Linked DNA regions of Homo sapiens: all the other regions are linked to region 3. A link is a loop called in an ENCODE intact Hi-C map of the cell type or tissue named here. Cell type or tissue: heart left ventricle. All regions are shown on one strand. Each heading gives the region's core, and the rest is flanking DNA. Links, peaks and the distances in the headings are about the cores only.

What was found. Peaks named below come from ENCODE experiments on the same cell type or tissue, not always from the same donor. Only the 100,000 strongest peaks of a DNase experiment are listed, where the experiment ranks them.
Region 1: a loop joins it to region 3, with 2.4 times the contacts of the local background. A loop is called at or near these places in 27 of 110 quality-filtered maps.
Region 2: a loop joins it to region 3, with 2.3 times the contacts of the local background. A loop is called at or near these places in 28 of 110 quality-filtered maps.

Annotation. Positions count from the first base shown.
Region 1 is chr12:122,333,936-122,338,935 of GRCh38, forward strand. CLIP1 (CAP-Gly domain containing linker protein 1) reads right to left here. Exons shown (of 26, transcript NM_001247997.2): 12 at 2,697-2,813; 13 at 713-770; 14 at 92-175. Among named protein-coding and RNA genes, the nearest start is that of CLIP1-AS1, 59 kb to the right of the region's middle. In heart left ventricle, for the core only: a CTCF peak has its summit at 2,285 (motif pointing right); a DNase peak (open chromatin) is centred at 2,299.
Region 2 is chr12:122,348,148-122,353,147 of GRCh38, forward strand. It overlaps CLIP1 (CAP-Gly domain containing linker protein 1), which reads right to left. Exons shown (of 26, transcript NM_001247997.2): 8 at 4,579-4,639; 9 at 2,964-2,996. Among named protein-coding and RNA genes, the nearest start is that of CLIP1-AS1, 45 kb to the right of the region's middle. RefSeq lists a silencer at 1,015-1,309. In heart left ventricle, for the core only: a CTCF peak has its summit at 2,436; a DNase peak (open chromatin) is centred at 2,474.
Region 3 is chr12:122,466,092-122,474,147 of GRCh38, forward strand. It overlaps ZCCHC8 (zinc finger CCHC-type containing 8), which reads right to left. Exons shown (of 14, transcript NM_017612.5): 14 at 5,509-8,056. The coding sequence ends at 7,406. Among named protein-coding and RNA genes, the nearest start is that of ZCCHC8, 31 kb to the right of the region's middle. RefSeq lists an enhancer at 7,961-8,010. In heart left ventricle, for the core only: CTCF peaks have their summits at 5,734 (motif pointing left) and 5,935; no DNase peak of the experiment used is centred there; H3K27ac peaks cover 789 bases.

The sequences.
Region 1 (5,000 bases), core at 1-5,000, 140 kb before region 3:
TAGTACATTTGTTATGTAACATACTACAACTGTCTCGAATACGGGAAAGCCTACTGTATTTAATGTTTAGTCACCAGAGATGTCTTCTTACCTGCTAAGTTTTCTCTCAGCTTCTCCAAGTCAGAAGACAGCATGTTAAACTGTTCCTCCTTTTGGTGTAACTTATTTACAGTTTCTATTTAGGATAAAAGTTAGAAGTTTAATATGTTTCATATTTAATAAGCTATCTGGAGCTTGGCTGTCTTACAACCCAGTCAAATATTATGCTCAAGAGATCTGAGAACACAGGAATACTAAAAAGTCCCCTTACAAATCACATGGCTGTGTCCAGCCTGAAAGAAGCAGGTCTGCCGCTGTCTCTGGCCTCCCTGAATCAGTACTTCAGACAGGCATCAGGCCCTTTCCACTCATCTCTCTTTCCTCCTTCCAGTTAAAACTCAATAAAGCTATCAATGATGAAAGCATAAATAACACTCTTCCCAGGAATACTTACATTTTAATACAGAACAAGCCTTAAGCTAAAAGAAGAAAAAATTGGGAGTTTGAGGCTTCAGGAAACCAATGGAAGCCAGTCTTTCTGAGCACGGCAGGAACTTCCAGGAGAGTGAAATTAGGCTACGAGCAGTGTAACTCTGTGCACTCCACAGGTCAGCTCCAGTATGAAAGAATGATATTTTTTAAAGCAATCTGCACACGCTCTGGTAAGACATACCTTGCATACTTCTCTGAACAGAGACTGCCTCCTCTGAAGCTTCAGCAAACTTTTCTTTCTAAAGAAAAAGAATGAGAGATTCTGAACAGAAAGATTTCAAATTGTAAAGACAAGAAGTTTCTATCAATTATAACTACGATACTGTCTACTTTTTGTTGCTGGTCTTGTTTTATTAAAACTAATACACCTCAAACATATGACACCAATTACTACATGTGGGTCATAAACATGTGCATGTATACACACAAAAGAGTGCAGTTTGCATGTGTGTGTATGGACATGTGGGAAGGCAGGTTCACCAGCATGCCCATGTAGGCATGTTCGTACTTAGGTAAGTACATGCATGTGCGTGTATACATAGGGTGCACGTGCATGCTTCATGTTGCCACCTCTCAAACAGCAGACCTTCTCTTCAGAAATCTGTGTGAAATGGTGAACAAAGCTCTGAAGTTTGTTATTTCTGAGAGTAATCTAATATCTTGAATCTAGGTCTGTGTCGCTACTTTTGAAACTGAAAAGGCCCATAAGTCACTTACAGTTCAAGGTCTTTTCTAAACATGACAATAGGCCAAGCTAAAAATCACTCTCCTGGTTGTCCTGAGATGAACTTCGAGCTAGCTACATCAAGAAGGTTGTTACATGAGTATTTCTAACTAGATAGGATTATGAAAAGATGGTGCAGGGGCCACAGTGCATCCAAGCCCACAGGCTGCCCCCTGTGCCATCCCACAGCCAGACTCAAGGTGGCATGTCTTGTCCTAAGATATACGGAAGGATACTCTAACTTAGGGGGAAAAAAAAAAAGGCAAGGCATCCTAAAAGCTTGGGAGGAGGGCAGAGAAGCAATGAACTCAAAACATTTTCTTAAAGGACACCAGGCTGGGCGCAGTAGCTCACGCCTATAATCCCAGCACTTTGGGAGGCCGAGGAGGGCAGATCACTTGAGGTCAGTCGTTCAAGACCAGCCTGGCCAACATGGAGAAACCCCATCTCTACTAAAAATACAAAAATTAGCCAGTCGTGGTAACAGGCGCCTGTAATCCCAGCTACTCAAGAGGCTGAGGCAGGAGAATTTCTTGAACCTGGGAGGCAGAGGCTGCAGTGAGCCGAGATCGCGCCACTGCACTCCAACCTGGGCAACAGAACAAGACTCTGTCTCAAAAAAAAAAAAAAGATCACACACGTTAATTCACACTGTTAATAGCACAGAAGTGTAATGAACAGCGAAGAGGAAGGGATGTGGAGGACCTGGGACAGCTGACCCTGCGTGGCACATATACCTCGTCTAGTTTCTCCATAAGCCTCTGGCTTTTCTTTCCATGGCATGTGGGTGGGTACCACTGGCACTACTCATGAGTATCAGCCTTGTTTAAACTCGGGTTTTCAGTGCAGGAGGCAAGTAGGAAGGAACAGAGTTGAGAAAAGGTAAAAAATATACATATGCCATACAACTTGAGATTAAGGAAAGAGAAAACATATAAAAGGGAAGGTAATTTTCTGAGATGGAATAAACTGAGTTAGATTTATTTTAATTTATTTAATTAGACAGCAAGCATCCTGCCTCGCCAACAGAGGGCGCCTACGGCCCAGTACAGCTACTGCCCTGATAATCACAGTTTAGGGGCCTCATTCAATATGAAGGGGCCTCATTCAATATGAAACCTAACTGTGTTCGATGTATAACTTGGAAGGGCTCTGTGTTTAGTAAAACTAAGTAGTCAATAACATTTCAAAGCAGTGCGTTACCAAAGGCGAAGGGATAGATTAAAAAAAAAAAAAAAAAAAAGTAATACCTACCTTTGTTGTTTGGGTTTGATCCGATTCCCCTCAAAGGACAATATTTATCAGCCAATAACTAATACACTCAAGTTGAATCAACACTTAGAAAGAGAAAGGAAACAGCTACAATATTTCTTACTGGAGGATTTTTTAAAACAGGAAATGGCCAGAAACCCTGAGATTCAGATTCCCAACAGGTACTTACCAAAATCTGAAGTTCTTTTTCCAAAGTCTCTTTCACTTGACTGACTTCACTCAAATTTTCCTGAAGGTTAGTAAGCTTTAGCTCTCTCCCCTGGAGCTCTCTGGTAATGCTACTAGCCTAACACACAGTGTTACATGGTATAGAAGCAAATGAACAAAAGGAAAACAAAAGAGAATGAGAAGAAAAAAATAAACAAATGTAAAAAACTTATGAGAAACATAAAACAAAACTGAAAGGAATACAAATTTGGTGTTGGTTTTTAATTCTAAGAAGTCAATGACTTTTCAAACAATCAGTTCTATGATATGATTTCCTAATGGCTATTTTTGTGTTTTTTTTTTTTTCTCTTTCTTTCTGACACAGGGTCTCCCCTGTCACCCAGGCTAGAGTGCAGTGGTGTGATCATGGCTCACTGCAGCCTTAGAACTCCTGAGTTCAAGTGATCTTCCAGCACCAGCCTCCTAAGCAGCGGAGATTACAGGCACGTGCCACTACAGCTAATGTTTAAAAAATTTTTTTACAGATGGGGTCTCTGGCTGGGCTCGGTGGCTAATGCCTGTAATCCCAACACTTTGGGAGGCTGAGGCAAGTGGATCATTTGAGGTCAGGAGTTCAACACCAGCCTGGCCAATATGGTGAAACCCTATCTCTACTAAAAATACAAAAATTAACTGGGCATGGTGGCACGCTCCTGTAATCCCGCTACTTGGGAGGCTGAGGCAGAAGAATCGCTTGAGCCTGGGAGGCGGAGGTTGGGTGAGCCGAGACCAGACCACTGCACTCCAGTCTGGGTGACACAGTGGGACTCTGCCTCAAAAAAAAAAAAAAAAGAAAGAAAAGAGAGATGGGGTCTCACCATGCTGCCCAGGCTGGTCTCAAACTCCTAGACCCAAGCAATCCTCTTATTTTGGACTCTCAAAGTGCTGGGATTAGAGGCATGAGCCACTGTGCCCAGAGACTATTTTTAAATAGTCAAAATAGACTATTTTTCTATACTTCATTGTAACTTGGAGTATCAGCATGATCTAAAGCAGAAGGTGTGGATGCTTACTTTCTAAATGAGCTACTTGAGCAATTTCATTTCCTAGACTTTAAAAACCTTGGCTGGTCACGGTGGCTCACGCCTGTAATCCCAGCACTTTGGGAGGCAGAGGTGGGCGGATCACGAAGTCAGGAGATCGAGGCCATCCTGGCCAACATGGTGAAACCCCATCTCTACTAAAAATATAAAAAATTAGCCAGGCGTGGTGGCACGCACCTGTAGTCCCAGCTACTCAGGAGGCTGAGGCAGGAGAATCGCTTGAACCTGGGAGGTGGAGGCTACAGTGAGCCGAGATCATGCCACTGCACTCCAGCCTGGGCCACAGAGCGAGACTCTGTCTCAAAAAAAAAAAAAACAAAACCAAAACCAAAAAACCTTAAGGCCAGGCACAGTGGCTCACACCTGTTATCCCAGCACATTGGGAGGCCGAGGTCAGCAGATCTCAGCTGAGGTCAGGAGTTCAAGACCAGCCCGGCCAACGTGGTGAAATCCTGTCTCTACTAAAAATACAAAAATTAGCCAGGCGTGGTGGCACACACCTGTGATCCCAGCTACTGGGGAAGCTGAAGCAGGAGAATCCCTTGAGCCTGGGAGGCGGAGGCTGCAGTGAGGGTGACAGAACGAGACTCTGTCTTAAAAAATAAATAAATAAAAACAAAAACCTTAAGATGCGAATATATGTGGTCTACATTATTTTCTCTATTTGTGTATATGCTTAAAGTAGTTTGACATTTAAATAAAATTTAAAAATCCACTGGACAGGCAAGGTGCAGTGGCTGAAGCCTATAATCCCAGCACTTTGGGAGGCCGAGGTCAGTGGATCACTTGAGGTCAGGAGTTCGAGACCACCCTGGCCAACATGGTGAAACCCTCTCTCTATTAAAAATACAAAAATGAGCCAGGCATGATGGCGGGCGCCTGTAATCCTGGCTACTCGGGAGGCTGAGGCAGGAGAATCGCTTGAACCTGGGAGGTGGAGGTTGCAGTGACTCGAGATTGTGCCACTGCACTCCAGCCTGCGCAACAGAGTGAGACTGTCTCAAAAAAACAGAACAAAACAAAACAAAAAAATCCACTGGACAATAGTCATTAGAACTTGGCTTTCATGAAATCTTGATGTTAAAAAGTAAACTAGCATTAGCTAAATATTATCTTCTAATTAATTTTTGTGTTTTGATTAGTATTTCGGAACCACATGAGGAGATTTGAGAAAAATTTCCTGTAACCAGTTTGTCATCTTCGACTATGGTTAGTTAGCAATT
Region 2 (5,000 bases), core at 1-5,000, 120 kb before region 3:
CTTAGCAACATTCCTACATGTGATGGGGAAGAGGCCATGGAAGCTCTAGTTTCCTTCCAGCAGTGGATGTCCCAAAGGCTATTGGGCTCCAGGGAGGGAAAAAAGGACTCAGAATTACAAAGAGAAAATTTAGTAATAATTATCCTCTATAGTCTCCATCTCTGAAGGAGTCCAATTGAGAGGCTCAAGAGAGGAGGAAAGTTTACCTCAAACTGGTAAGGGGTTTATTATTTTTACCTTAAGATGAAGTTGTTTTTATTAGCTCAGACATAAAAACGCAACTCAACACAAAGGCATGAGTTTGAGCTCTCTCAAAAAGAGCTGGTGGGTTCCTAAGGTGATTCAAAACCTGTGATCTCAGATACTCTGCTCTCCCCACCATTACGCACTTGGATGTAGCCTGATAGGGAACCCAGAGGATAATCTCTAACAGGTTTAAGTGCAGCAGAATCTTAATTTGAAATAATCTAGGTCCAAATGTACCTCTTCCCACCCCCACCTCTCTTACACAAGAGGTTATCAGTTATCAGAATCAGTGACTGACAAGGCCCACACCCGCAGGGCTGCTCTCAGCAACTGTCAGTTACGTGCAGTAATTTAAATACTTTGTGGTACTAATTGACCTATCAGTCTGGACAATTATGGGCAATGAAAAAATGACAACAGACTCTAAACAAAGTGACACAAAGTGCAGAGCTTCAGTAGAGGGGGGAATGTAAAAGTGAAGATTGCAAACGTCTTCACTCATTCCAGTGGGACTCGGGGACCTCAATACATTCAAGAGGTCACTTTGCTTGTAAACCAGGTATCGACAAACCATGATGAGATATTTAAAAGGTGAACAAAAAAATTTTTTTTAATTCATCACCTGCTTCAGCTCTGTATACTCCACAAAAATAATGAAATACAATTCAAGCCCTAACTGTCTGGATAATCCCCTTGGTCTGTATGTGCCTTGGATGGACACTGTTCAATTTCCCTGCTTTTATAAGAAAAGAATCTAATCCTTATCTACATAATTGGGGTCACAGCCTCAGGAGCTGAAATCCAAAACTACAGTAGTAGGAAAAAGAAAAGGCAATAGAACCTTTCTTCTCTTGACACAGTTAAGTGTCCTCTGGGTAAAAGGTCACTATTTCCAGATAAAAAGCAAATACACATTTAATGTGATCTCCTCCCCATTCAGAGATCTTTCAGATAAGCGTAGCCAACGCCTCCTTACTGATGGGTCTATATACACATTATCTGGGACTCTACAGTGCCTCAGCCTCCGTAGTAGCTGGGATTACAGGCATGCGCCACCACACCTGGCTAATTTTTGTATTTCAGTAGAGACTGGGTTTCACCATGTTGGCCAGGCTGGTCTCGAACTGGCTGGTCTCAAACTCCTGACCTTGAGTGATCAATCAGCAGCAAGGGAACTAGTGATCCACTTCCATGCCACAGCACACAGTAAAAATGTGACACTGAACAGGACAACCCTTCTTGTAAAATCATTCCTTTCTTAGAATAAGAACACAGAGTATCCCAAGAGGAAAGTCCTGGGACAGGGGATTGAGAAGGAAAGCAAAGGCTTTGCGAGAAGCGCACAGGAAAGGCAGGGGGGAAATCCCATGCAGACTGACACCGGGGGCAGCGGGAGCCTGTTTCGGAAGGAGAGAAGAGACCCAGATCACTGAAGTAGCTTCACAAAAAGGAACCCTTCAGAACGAAGACCTTTTAAAAAATTCAGTCTTGTGTTTTTTTGTTTTTTTTGTTTTTTTTGTTTTTTTTTGAGATGGAGTTTTGTTCTTGTTGTCCAGGCTGGAGTGCAGTGGCATGATCTCCTGTCACTGCAACCTCTGCCTCCTGGGTTCAAGCGATTCTCCTGCCTCAGCCTCCCTAGTAGCTGGGATTACAGGTGCGTGCCACCATATTCGGCTAATTTTTGTATTTTTAGTAGAGACAGGGTTTCACCATGTTGGCCAGGCTGGTCTCAAACTCCTAACCTTAGGTGTTCTGCCCGCCTCAACCTCCCAAAGTGCTGGGATTACAGGTGTGAGCCACAGTGCCTGGCCAAAAGTTTAGTCTTGAGTTGTCTATTTCAGCTGCCAGGAGGTGGTAGGAAGTAATGTCATTCTTTAATTTCCGTCTTATGTGGCAGTAAATCAAGGCAAAACGTTTTCAGGTTCTTTACAACCAGCAGCACAGCTGGCAGGGTACACCAGGAAGCAGGGCTCTGGAGACCACATAGCAAGGACTTGTACTGGGTGTTTGAACTTGGAGGAAGAAAAATAAAACACCTGCATACCTAGTAATGCTACAGCTAGAAAACTCTCACTTCGGTAATAACAATTTAAAACATGCTATTGTCTTCATTGACAAACGCTTGCCTCTAGTTTTGCAACTAAGGAAAATATTGTAGAAACAAACAGAAGTTTAAATGTCTCATCAGCTGCACTGGCAGGCACTGGCCAGTGGCGGGGGCACACTGAAAAGGCAGCCAGTCAGCTCCGGGACAGCAGCCAGCCTCACAATCCCCTTTCCTCTCATGGGAAGCAAAATTAGACAACTTGGAAACTTCCCCAGAATTCCCACAACTCCACATCTAGAATGCCTTATGCTCCAGCCAGATATCATCTCTTTTGGAATAATTCCACTAAAATTAGAAGACATTATGAATTAGGTGAAGAAGGCCAGGTCTCCAGACAAAAAACATTTTTCCCCCCTTTCTGGCAAAATTCTTTATAAAGCAAACGTTGGCCTATTCATTAAACACATGAATGTGTGGAGCTTAGTCATTACATACAATTTCTTCAGGATATAAATGTAATTGCTTTGAAAGCCACATGCACAGAAACATTAAGGTCAATGTCCCAAGGTCAGATTATGCAGTTAGTGTTTGAGTATATCAATAAGCATTTTAATCTGTGATCAATCTTTGTTAACAAGGGAAATATCCACACAGTTAAGTGCCCTCTTACATTCTCAGGATCTTCAGAAATCTGGCTCTTTTGCTATCAGTAAAAAAATAAAAAAAATTAAACAACAACAAAAAAGAGATTCCAATAAAGCTTCAATATGTGTTAGGGTTTCAAGATAACTTTATTTGATTAATTTCAAGTAAGTTTATCAGACAGACTATACAACCCAGTGCTGATGTAAATTATTTTAACTGGACCCTCCTGAAGACACCATGGGCTATATTTCACATGAATTAGATGATGACATGAAACTTCTAATGAGACTTTGGGGTGTTTTTAAATGGATGAGAACAACACAAAAATTGACTAAAGGAATGTGGCTGTATATGAAATGAGTGAAGAAGATATCTATTAAATTGTTAATGAACCATTAAATTCTGGGCCCCATAAAACTAGAACCCAGAAAATGCCCCCCTTGCTCTTTGTTAACTGTAAAGATACATTTATTTTCAAAGAAATCAGAGTTGCTGTTTGGAAGGGCCCCTCAAATTTAAGCATGGTGTGGGCAGCCAGCAGACTCTAAAATTGTAGCAAAACTGCATATTTGGGAAACGCACAGTTAAGTGCAATTTTTACTAAAATATTGTAGATTAAAGAACTACAAATCTGGAAAATTTGAAAAACTGAATGATTTACATTTGTCATATATCTAGCAATGGCTTGAAACCATCAAAACCATTTAATTCTGGTGTCTAATTTAAAAACTAATATGAATAAATTGTTAAAAAGGGATGAGAAACCTGACACTAAAGGAAAATCCATGAATTCTACAAATGCCATGAAAGTAAAAGAAGTTGAAATATAAAGTGTTCTTAGTTTTTGCTCTGCTAATTACTTTTTTAAAAAAATTAACAATTACAACATATTCCTTTTATAGGGTTATAAAAGGATTTATCCTGCTCAACTGGAAAGCAAAGCTGAGATAAAGCAAAAAACTTTGTTGTGGACTTTTTTTTTTTTTTTTGGAGACAAAGTCTCGACCCATCCCCCAAGCTGGAGTGCAGTGGCACGATCTCGGCTCACTGCAACCTCCACCTCCTGGGTTCAAGCGATTCTCCTGCCTCAGCCTCCCAAGTAGCTGGGATTACAGGCACCCGCCACCACGCCCGGCTAATTTTGTATTTTTAGTAGAGACGGGGTCTCACCACGTTAGCCAGGCTGGTTTCGAACTCCTGACCTCGGGTGATCCACCTACCTCGGCCTCCCAAAGTGCTGGGATTACAGGCGTGAACCACCGCACCCGGCCTGTTATGGACTACTATGACAAAATTTAAAATGCCTTTTCTAATCATCAGACGAACACCATTAAGTCTCACTTAGGACTGCTTTAAATTGAGGACACACTGCCAGATTTATGACTTGATGAGATCCAATTCATGGTTTTGCATTTTGAAGCATGAGAAAGAAGTAGTGCAAGTTCCACTCTGCTAGGAAGTGGGCCACACACTCACAGGCTCAAGTACCGGCACCGTCACCACAAAGCCACCCCCAGAACCTTCCCCCGCCACTTCCTCAGCTGGCTGTTCTGGCCGCTCATTTCAATTGGTGCATTATTTCGCCCGTGTTCTGAATACTGATACCCATAAAAGCTGTAAGAGAGCTGGAGGGGTTTTACCTCAAGATCACCTTTGGTAATTGATTCTTCTTCAACCCGGAACTGAAGGTCCTCAACCTTCCTGTGGAATAAAACCCAAACAAAACACTTAAGAAACTAAGTAACACACAGCCTTTAAAAAAACAAAACAAACAAACAAAAAAACACGTTGGGCATGGTAGGCCACTCCTATAATCCCAGCAATTTGGGAGGTGGAGGCAGGAGGATCGCTTGAGGCCAGGAGTTTGAGACCAGCTGGGGCAACATAGTGAGACCCAGTCCTTATATTTAAAAAAAAAAAAAAAAATCTATCATCACTACCCTGGTGAATTCAAGCAGACAGCCACCAGAAATGCCTTAGAGACATAGCAAGTTTAAAAATGCATCTTTGCACTTTGGGAGGGCAAGGTGGGAGAATGGCTTAAAGCCAGGAGTTTAAGAGC
Region 3 (8,056 bases), core at 3,057-8,056:
GCCTCCCAGGTTCAAGCCATTCTCCTGCCTCAGTCTCCCGAGTAGCTGGAACTACAGGTGCCCGCCACCACGCCCGGCTAATTTTTGGTATTTTTAGTAGAGTCAGGGTTTCACCATGTTAGCCAGGATGGTCTCGATCTCCTGACCTCGTGATCCGCCCGCCTCGGCCTCCCAAGGTGCTGGGATTACAGGCGTGAGCCACCAAGCCCGGTGCACTTAACATTTTTAAAGGTAAACCTTTTAGTACTGTGGAAATGTGTGCATAGGATGCAGTCCTAGATGATGACGCCGGGCACGGTGGCTCACGCCTGTAATCCCAGCAATTTGGGAGGGAGAGGCGGGCAGATCACTTGAGGTCAGGAGTTCTAGACCAGCCTGGCCAACATGTTGAAACCTCATGACTACTAAAAATAAAAAAATTAGCCAGGCATGGTGGCGGGGGCCTGTAATCCCAGCTACTCAGGAGGCTGAGGCAGAATTGCTTGAATCAGGGAAAGGGAGGTTGCAGTGAGCTGAGACTGGGCCACTGCACTCCAACCTGGGTGACAGAGTGAGACTCCGTCTCAAAAGAAAAAAAAAAAAAAGAATTCAGGGCAAGTCCATAAAGTGAAAGGCAGTTTATTAGGAAAGAATGGCTGTTCCATAGGCAGAGCAGCCCCAGGGCTGCTGGTTGCCCATTTTTATGGTTATTTCTTGATGATATGCCAAACAAGGGGTGAATTATTCTTGCCTCCCCGTTTTAGACCATATAGGGTAACTTCCTAATGTCGCCATGGCATTTGTAAACTGTCATGGTACTGATGGGAGTCTAGCATTGAGGACAACCAGAGATCACTGTCGTGGCCATCGTGGTTTTGGTGGGTTTTAGCTGGCTACTTTACTGCAACCTGTTTTATCAGCAAGGTCTTTATGACACGTATCTTGTGCTGACCTCCTATCTCATCCTGTGACTTAGAATGCCTAATCATCTAGGAATGCAGCCCAGTAGGTCTCAGCCTCATTTTACCCAGCCTCTATACGAGATAGAGTCGCTCTGGTTTAAACGTCTCTGACACAAGCAACTTGCGTACTAAAGGTTGTTACAACACCCTTGCTGGTTTTGCCTGCTAATGATAATCCACAAATTCTAAAGATTTACCTAGAGAGGGCTGGGCACGGTGGCTCACTTTGTAATCCCAGCAATTTGGGAGGCCAAGGCGGGCGGATCACGAGGTCGGGAGATCGAGACCATCCTGGCTAACATGGTGAAACTCTGTCTCCTTTTTTTTTTTTTTTTTTTTTTTTTTTTGGAGACAGAGTCTCGCTCTGTCACCCAGGCTGGAGTGCGGTGGCGCTATCTCGGCTCACTGCAAGCTCCGCCTCCTGGGCTCACGCCATTCTCCTGCCTCAGCCTCCCAAGCAGCTGGGACGACAGGCGCCCGCCACCACGCCCGGCTAATTTTTTTTATTTTTAGTAGAGACGGGGTTTCACCGCGTTAGCCAGGATGGTCTCTATCTCCTGACCTTGTGATCCGCCCGCCTCGGCCTCCCAAAGTCACGCCTGGGACTACAGGTGTGAGCCACCGTGCCCGGCCAATGAAACCCTGTCTCTACCAAAAATACAAAAAATTAGCCGGGCGTGGTGGCGGGCGCCTGTAGTCCCAGCTACTTGGGAGGCAGAGGCAGGAGAATGGCATGAACCCGGGAGGCGGAGCTTGTAGTGAGCCGAGATTGCTCCACTGCACTCCAGCCTGGGCGACAGAGCGAGACTCCATCTCCAAAAAAAAAAAAAAAAAAAAAAAAAAAAAATTTACCTAGAGGGAAAAAAAGTAAAAAAACCCCAATTCAAGACAGAAAAAAGCAAAATGATTCCAGCCGAGAACTTGAAGAATAAAATCAACCAGGAGGACGCTTCATGTTAGTAGAAAGTGGACGGCATTTTCACCATGTAAGGAAATGTGACCTTTTGAAAAAAGAACGAGGTCGTTTTCTATTTTAATAAGGGCAGTTCCTTCTTTCCACTTACCTGCTTCTAGGAGACAACAACAAAGAGCTGGCCTTGTTTTAGCAACCTGCACTGCAGTTTACATTCCCTTTAACCCAAGACAAAGATTAAAGAGATATCCCCACCCCTGCTCCAAGTCAATCTTGAAGGACAAACGTCTGGTTCTTACCTCATCTACCCACACCTGGAACCTGTCATGGCATGGGCAAGTTGAAACAGTAACTTGTTCCTCCACCCAACAGTCTTGCAATACTCCAAAACAGCAAACAATACTTCTTTATTTTATTACTTTAATTAATTAATTTATTTTTTGAGACGGAGTATTGCTCTTGTTGCCCAGGCTGGAATGCAATGGTGGGATCTCGGCTCACCGCAACCTCTGCATCCCGACTTCAGATGATTCTCCTCCCTCAGCCTCTCGAGTAGCTGGGATTACAGGCATGTACCACCACGCCTGGCTAATTTTTTTTTTTTTTTTTTTAGTAGAGATGGGGTTTCTCCATGTTGGTCAGGCTGGTCTTGAACTCCCGACCTCAGGTGATCTGCCCGCCTCAGCCTCCCAGAGTGCTGGGATTACAGGCGTGAGCCAAAGCACCCGGCCAACAATATATTTTTAAAATGGGGCACCTGCCGGCCGGACGCGGTGGCTCATGCCTGTAATCCCAGCACTTTGGGAGGCCGAGGCGGGCAGATCACGGGGTCAGAAGATCGAGACCATCCTGGCTAACACAGTGAAACCCTGTCTCTACTAAAAATACAAAAAAAATAGCCGGGCGTGGTGGCGGGCGCCTGTAGTCCCCGCTAGTCGGGAGGCTGAGGCAGGAATATGTCATGAACCCGGGAGGCGGAGCTTGCAGTGAGCCAAGATAGCGCCACTGCACTCCAGCCTGGGCGACAGAGCGAGACTCCGTCTCAAAAATAAAATAAAATAAATAAAAATAATAAATAAATAAATAAATAGGGCACCCGCTCGAGGCAATTACTTCCTGCTTTATGCGCTCCCTCCCATAAATGGTCTCCTCTGTTCAGTTCATTCAGACTTCTGCTTTAGGAATTATCTTCTTAAAAAACCACTTGGAGGAGGGCGCTCTCCACTGAAAGATCTTTAGCAGACTCTTTTCCCTAATAAAATTCAGACCACAGAGCAAAGCAATCCAGAGTTCTTAGCATCAATGAATACGCCGCTCTTAATTTAAAACTTTTTTTTACCATTCTGCATTTCTTGAGCGTTCCTGCTTCTTCTTCACTGTTTTCTATACATTTCCGTTTTATTTATTTATTTATTTTTTGAGACGGAGTCTTGCTCTGTCACCCAGGCTGGAGTGCAGTGGCACAATCTCGGCTCACTGCAAGCTCCGCCTCCCTGGTTCATGCCGTTCTCCTGCCTCAGCCTCCTAAGTAGCTGGGACTACAGGCGCCCGCCACCATGCCCAGCCAATTTTTTTTGTATTTTTAGTAGAGACGAGGTTTCACCAAGTTAGCCAGGATGGTCTCGATCTCCTAACCTCGTGATCCACCCGCCTCGGCCTTCCAAAGTGCTGGGATTACAGGCGTGAGCCACCACATCCGGCCTTTCTATACATTTCAATGTGCATTTTTGTCTATGAATCCTCCTACCTACGCTTTAAGGATTAGTTCAATGGTTACCTATTTCCAGAAGTCTTCAAATACCCTCCAAATGAATAGTAAATCCAGTGGTCCGGAGAATTTGAAGTCAGTCCTCCACAGGTGATTCTCTCACCACCACAAAATGGCCCAAGTACCTTGCCTTCCTCTCATGGCTGCCAGCTGAATCGTATTGTAATTGAGAGGGAACCCTCTATTTTCTCCTGGTACTGGATAAGCTCCTTAAAGGCAGATTCCAGCACTTTTTTTCCCCCTCGAGACAGAGTCTCACTGTCGCCCAGGCTGGAGTGCAGTGGCCTGATCTCTGCTCTCTGCAGCCTCCGCCTCCCGGGTTCAAGTGATTTCTGTGCCTCAGCCTCCTGAGTGGCTGGGACTACAGGTATGCACCACCATACCTGGCTAATTTTTGTGTTTTTAGTAGAGATGGGGGTTTCACCATGTTGGCCAGGCTGGTCCCAAACCCCTGGCCTCAAGCAATATGCCTGCCTTGGCTTCCCAAAGTGCTGGGATTACAGGCATGAGCCACCGTGCTGGGCCACAGTATTTTTTCTTTTCTTTTCTTTTTTTTTTGAGATGGAGTCTTGCTCTGTCACCCAGGCTGGAGTGCAGTGGCACGATCTCGGCTCACTGAAAGCTCTGCCTCCTGGGTTCACGCCATTCTCCTGCCTCAGTCTCCCGAGTAGCTGGGACTACAGGCGCCCACCGCCACGCCCAGCTATTTAAAATTTTTTTTTTTTTTTAGTAGAGACAGGGTTTCACTGTGTTGGCCAGGATGGTCTCGATCTCCTGACCTCGTGATCCACCTTTTTAATGCGGAAAAGCACACTGAAGAACATTTATCAGAAGTATGTCCTCAGTAAGTGGCTGAACAGGCTGAGTGTGGTGGCTCACACCTGTAATCCCAGCTACTCTGGAGGCTGAGGCAGGAGAATCACTTGAACTTGGGAGGTGGAGGCTGTAGTGAGCTGTGATCATGCCACTGTACTCCAGCCTGGGTGACAGAGCGAGACCCTGTCCCCCACTCAACACCCCCCAAAAATTGAACAAATGAAATAGCCCATTTTTTGAGAATCAGTGCTTTTGGCTGGGCGCCCGGTGGCTCACACTTATAATCCCAGCACTGTGGGAGGCAAGAGGTGGGCAGATCACCTGAGGTCGGGAGTTCGAGACCAGCCTGACCAACATGAAGAAACCCCGTCTCTACTAAAAATACAAAATTAGCCGGGTGTGTGGCACATGACTGTAATCCCAGCTATTTGGGAGGCTGAGGCAGGAGAATCACTTGAACCCGGGAGGCGGAGCTTGCAGTGAGCCAAGATTGTGCCACTGCACTCCAGCCTCGGCAACAGAGCAAGACTCTGTATCAAAAAAAAAAAAAAAAAAAAAAAAAGAATCAGTGCTTTTGTAGAGCTTTTGACAAGGAGGCAGTACAGCAGTTAAGAGCACAGATACGGGGGTCAGAGAGATCTAGATTTAGATTTACTAGGTTGTGTATCAGCTGTGTGTTTTAGTATGTGTGTATTTAGCTGTGTGTATTTCCTCTCAACAATGAGGTTAACAATGCCTACCCAATGTGGTGACGGTGAAAATGGGGTAATGCACAAAAATACCTTAACACGATGTCTGGTAAATGGCAAAGAGATAACTATTAAGAGACCTCTGGTATTCACAGGTGACTCTACTAATGCAGTACTTCTTAAAGGGACATTTAAACAACTACTGCTCTGATTTAGGGAATAGTCAAGTCTTTAGTTGAACACTCACCTTAAGAACCACTTCTGGAATGTCGACAAGTTCCTTTAACCTCTCTCTGCCTCCCTTTCCTTACTTCCAAGTGGTGATAATAATTTGCCTGACAGAAATGCTGAGCGAGATCAGGTTAAAAACACTATGTAAACAACTGTAAAGGATTGCTTTTATTTTGAACTTAAGCTGAGGAAAAGAAGCCAAAAGTATTTTAAATTTTATTCTATTTCTAGCACATTCTGTGAGGGCTTTAAAAAGAAATTTCTCTCTTTATAATTTTCCTTTCCTTTATTCTTTACAGAACAGTAAATTCTGATTACTCAAGTTCTCAAAAATGAAAGCTATATCTGGAATGTTTCTATTTTGCTCCCCCTGTTGGCCTGAGAGCAGGATAACACTGCCTGAGACTAACAATTCAAGACGATCTAAACATTTATTTTCATGGACTTGACTAATATAAAGATGTAATGGCATTCCACAGAAAGACCTAAACCACAGTTTCAGCTCTATCTTATATATATACCTGACAATTAAAAGCAGTATGTTTATGTTTAATTTTTAATTTTTAACTATTAGGGTTCAAATCTAGAAAATTATTTTTATACAAAGGCTAGCTGCATGCCATTCATTTTTCAAAATAATTACTTTTCAAAAATTCTGCTGTTTCTATATTTAAGGCTGAAATCCACTGAAAACACCCAAACTTGCAATTCCTATCATTATTTTTGTTTTGCTACCACTGATTTTTACAATTTACCTTTTTTTTTTTTTTTTTTTGAGATGGAGTTTTGCTCTTGTTGCCCAGGCTGGAGTGCAATGGCGCGACCTCGGCTCACTGCAACCTCCCACTCCCAGGTTCAAGTGATTCTCCTGCCTCAGCCTCCCGAGTAGCTGGGATTACAGGCATGTACCACCACACCTGGCTAATTTTTGTATTTATGTAGAGATGGGGTTTTGCCATGTTGGCCAGGCTGGTCTCGAACTCCTGACCTCAGGTGATCCTTCCTCCTTGGCCTCCCAAAGTGCTAGGATTATAAGCATGAGCCACCACGCCTGGCCAACAATTTACTTTTAAACTTAAAAGTTATATGCACCGGCCAGGTGAGGTGGCTTACGCCTGTAATCCCAGCACTTTGGGAGGCTGGGCGGGCAGATCACCTGAAGTCAGGAGGTCAAGACCAGCCTGACCCGACGTGGAGAAACCCCATCTCTACTAAAAATACGAAGTTAGCTGGGCGTGGTGGCACATGCCTGTAATCCCAGCTACTCCGGAGGCTGAGGCAGGAGAATCGCTTAAACTCGGGAGGCGGAGGTTGCGGTGAGCCGAGATTGTGCCATTGCACTCCAGCCTGGGCAACAAGAGTGAAACCCTTGTCTCAAAAAAAAAAAAGGTTATATACACTGATTTTACCTGTGAATCACTTTTTTGTATTCAAAGTCTTAGATTATGTATATGAAAACTAATTTATTAAACCTCTGTACACAAAGATGAACATACCTGTATAGCAAGCATATATGAAGGATGAAGTTACAAAAAAGTAAAAGTATTACTAAAATTGACACATGTAAATCACTTACAAAAATACCCCAAATGGGATAAAGCTGCTCATCCCTGATTTTTCTCATTTGGTTGTAGGAGTTGAAACATGAATTTAAAATGGTAGAATTTTTTCTTTTAAAAAGTGATATATTAAACTTATATACAGGATAATTAGCAAAATGTAGAAAGGGAAAACAATGTACAAAAGACAGATAAAAACCATCACTCTCGACGGATAGTCACAATCCAAAAATAGTATAAACCTTAACAAACCCTCTCTAAACCAGGTCATATTCACATCTCCCCCCAAGTTTTGTCAGTGAGAATAAAATATACTGAACTAGTGAGCTCAGTCTTTCTTTAAAATAGGCTTGACTTTGGAACATGAACCTTGGATAGATTTTTAAACATGGGAGGGACAAACAGGAAAACCATTCTATCTATCCACTTAATTAGTACTAATTAACGGAACAAAGTTATTAAATAGCTCTCAGTGCTAAGTCAAGCCATTATTCAGAGGCCTTTTTGTTTTTCTGCTGGTTTCGGGGTGAGTTCTTTAACAAGCTTCTTATCCTGAGGTACATTCCAGTAGATTCTGCCATATTCTCAAATTCAAATGGCGTGATTCCAGTTGCAAATTTGCTCATGTCAGGTATAGGGCTATGAATTTTAGTGGCCGTTGAAGGACTGGTGTCTGCAGGAAAGAGCTTCTGGCTGCCCCCATTGCTGATGTCACAGTTTGGTACGACACTGCCATTATCAAGAAGGGCACCTTCAGTGTTTACCGGAGCCAACTCTGCTTTTTCCTTCTGACAAAGTGATGTCACCTCAGAGTCTGGACTGGAGGCATGTCCAGCTTCTGATTTCTTTGTAAAAATCTCTGGTACCTCAGGCTCATCCAGCGTCTGCTTTTCAGATGTTTTTCCCTCCGGGACAGGGAGGTCTAGCTCATTTGGACAAGGTGATGAGGCAACGGAATTGCCAGTTAAAGGTGTGTCCACAGGAACGTCGGAGTCGCTGTTTACGCTCTCGGCCTGCTCAAGAGCTGCCCAGATCCGCCTCTGCTGTTCTTCAAGTTCTTCTAGAGTCAGTGCGTCCTCATCCACAGCTCCAGATGCTGTTCTGGTCTGGGGTGAGTCACTGGGAGTCAGCGGCGGGGT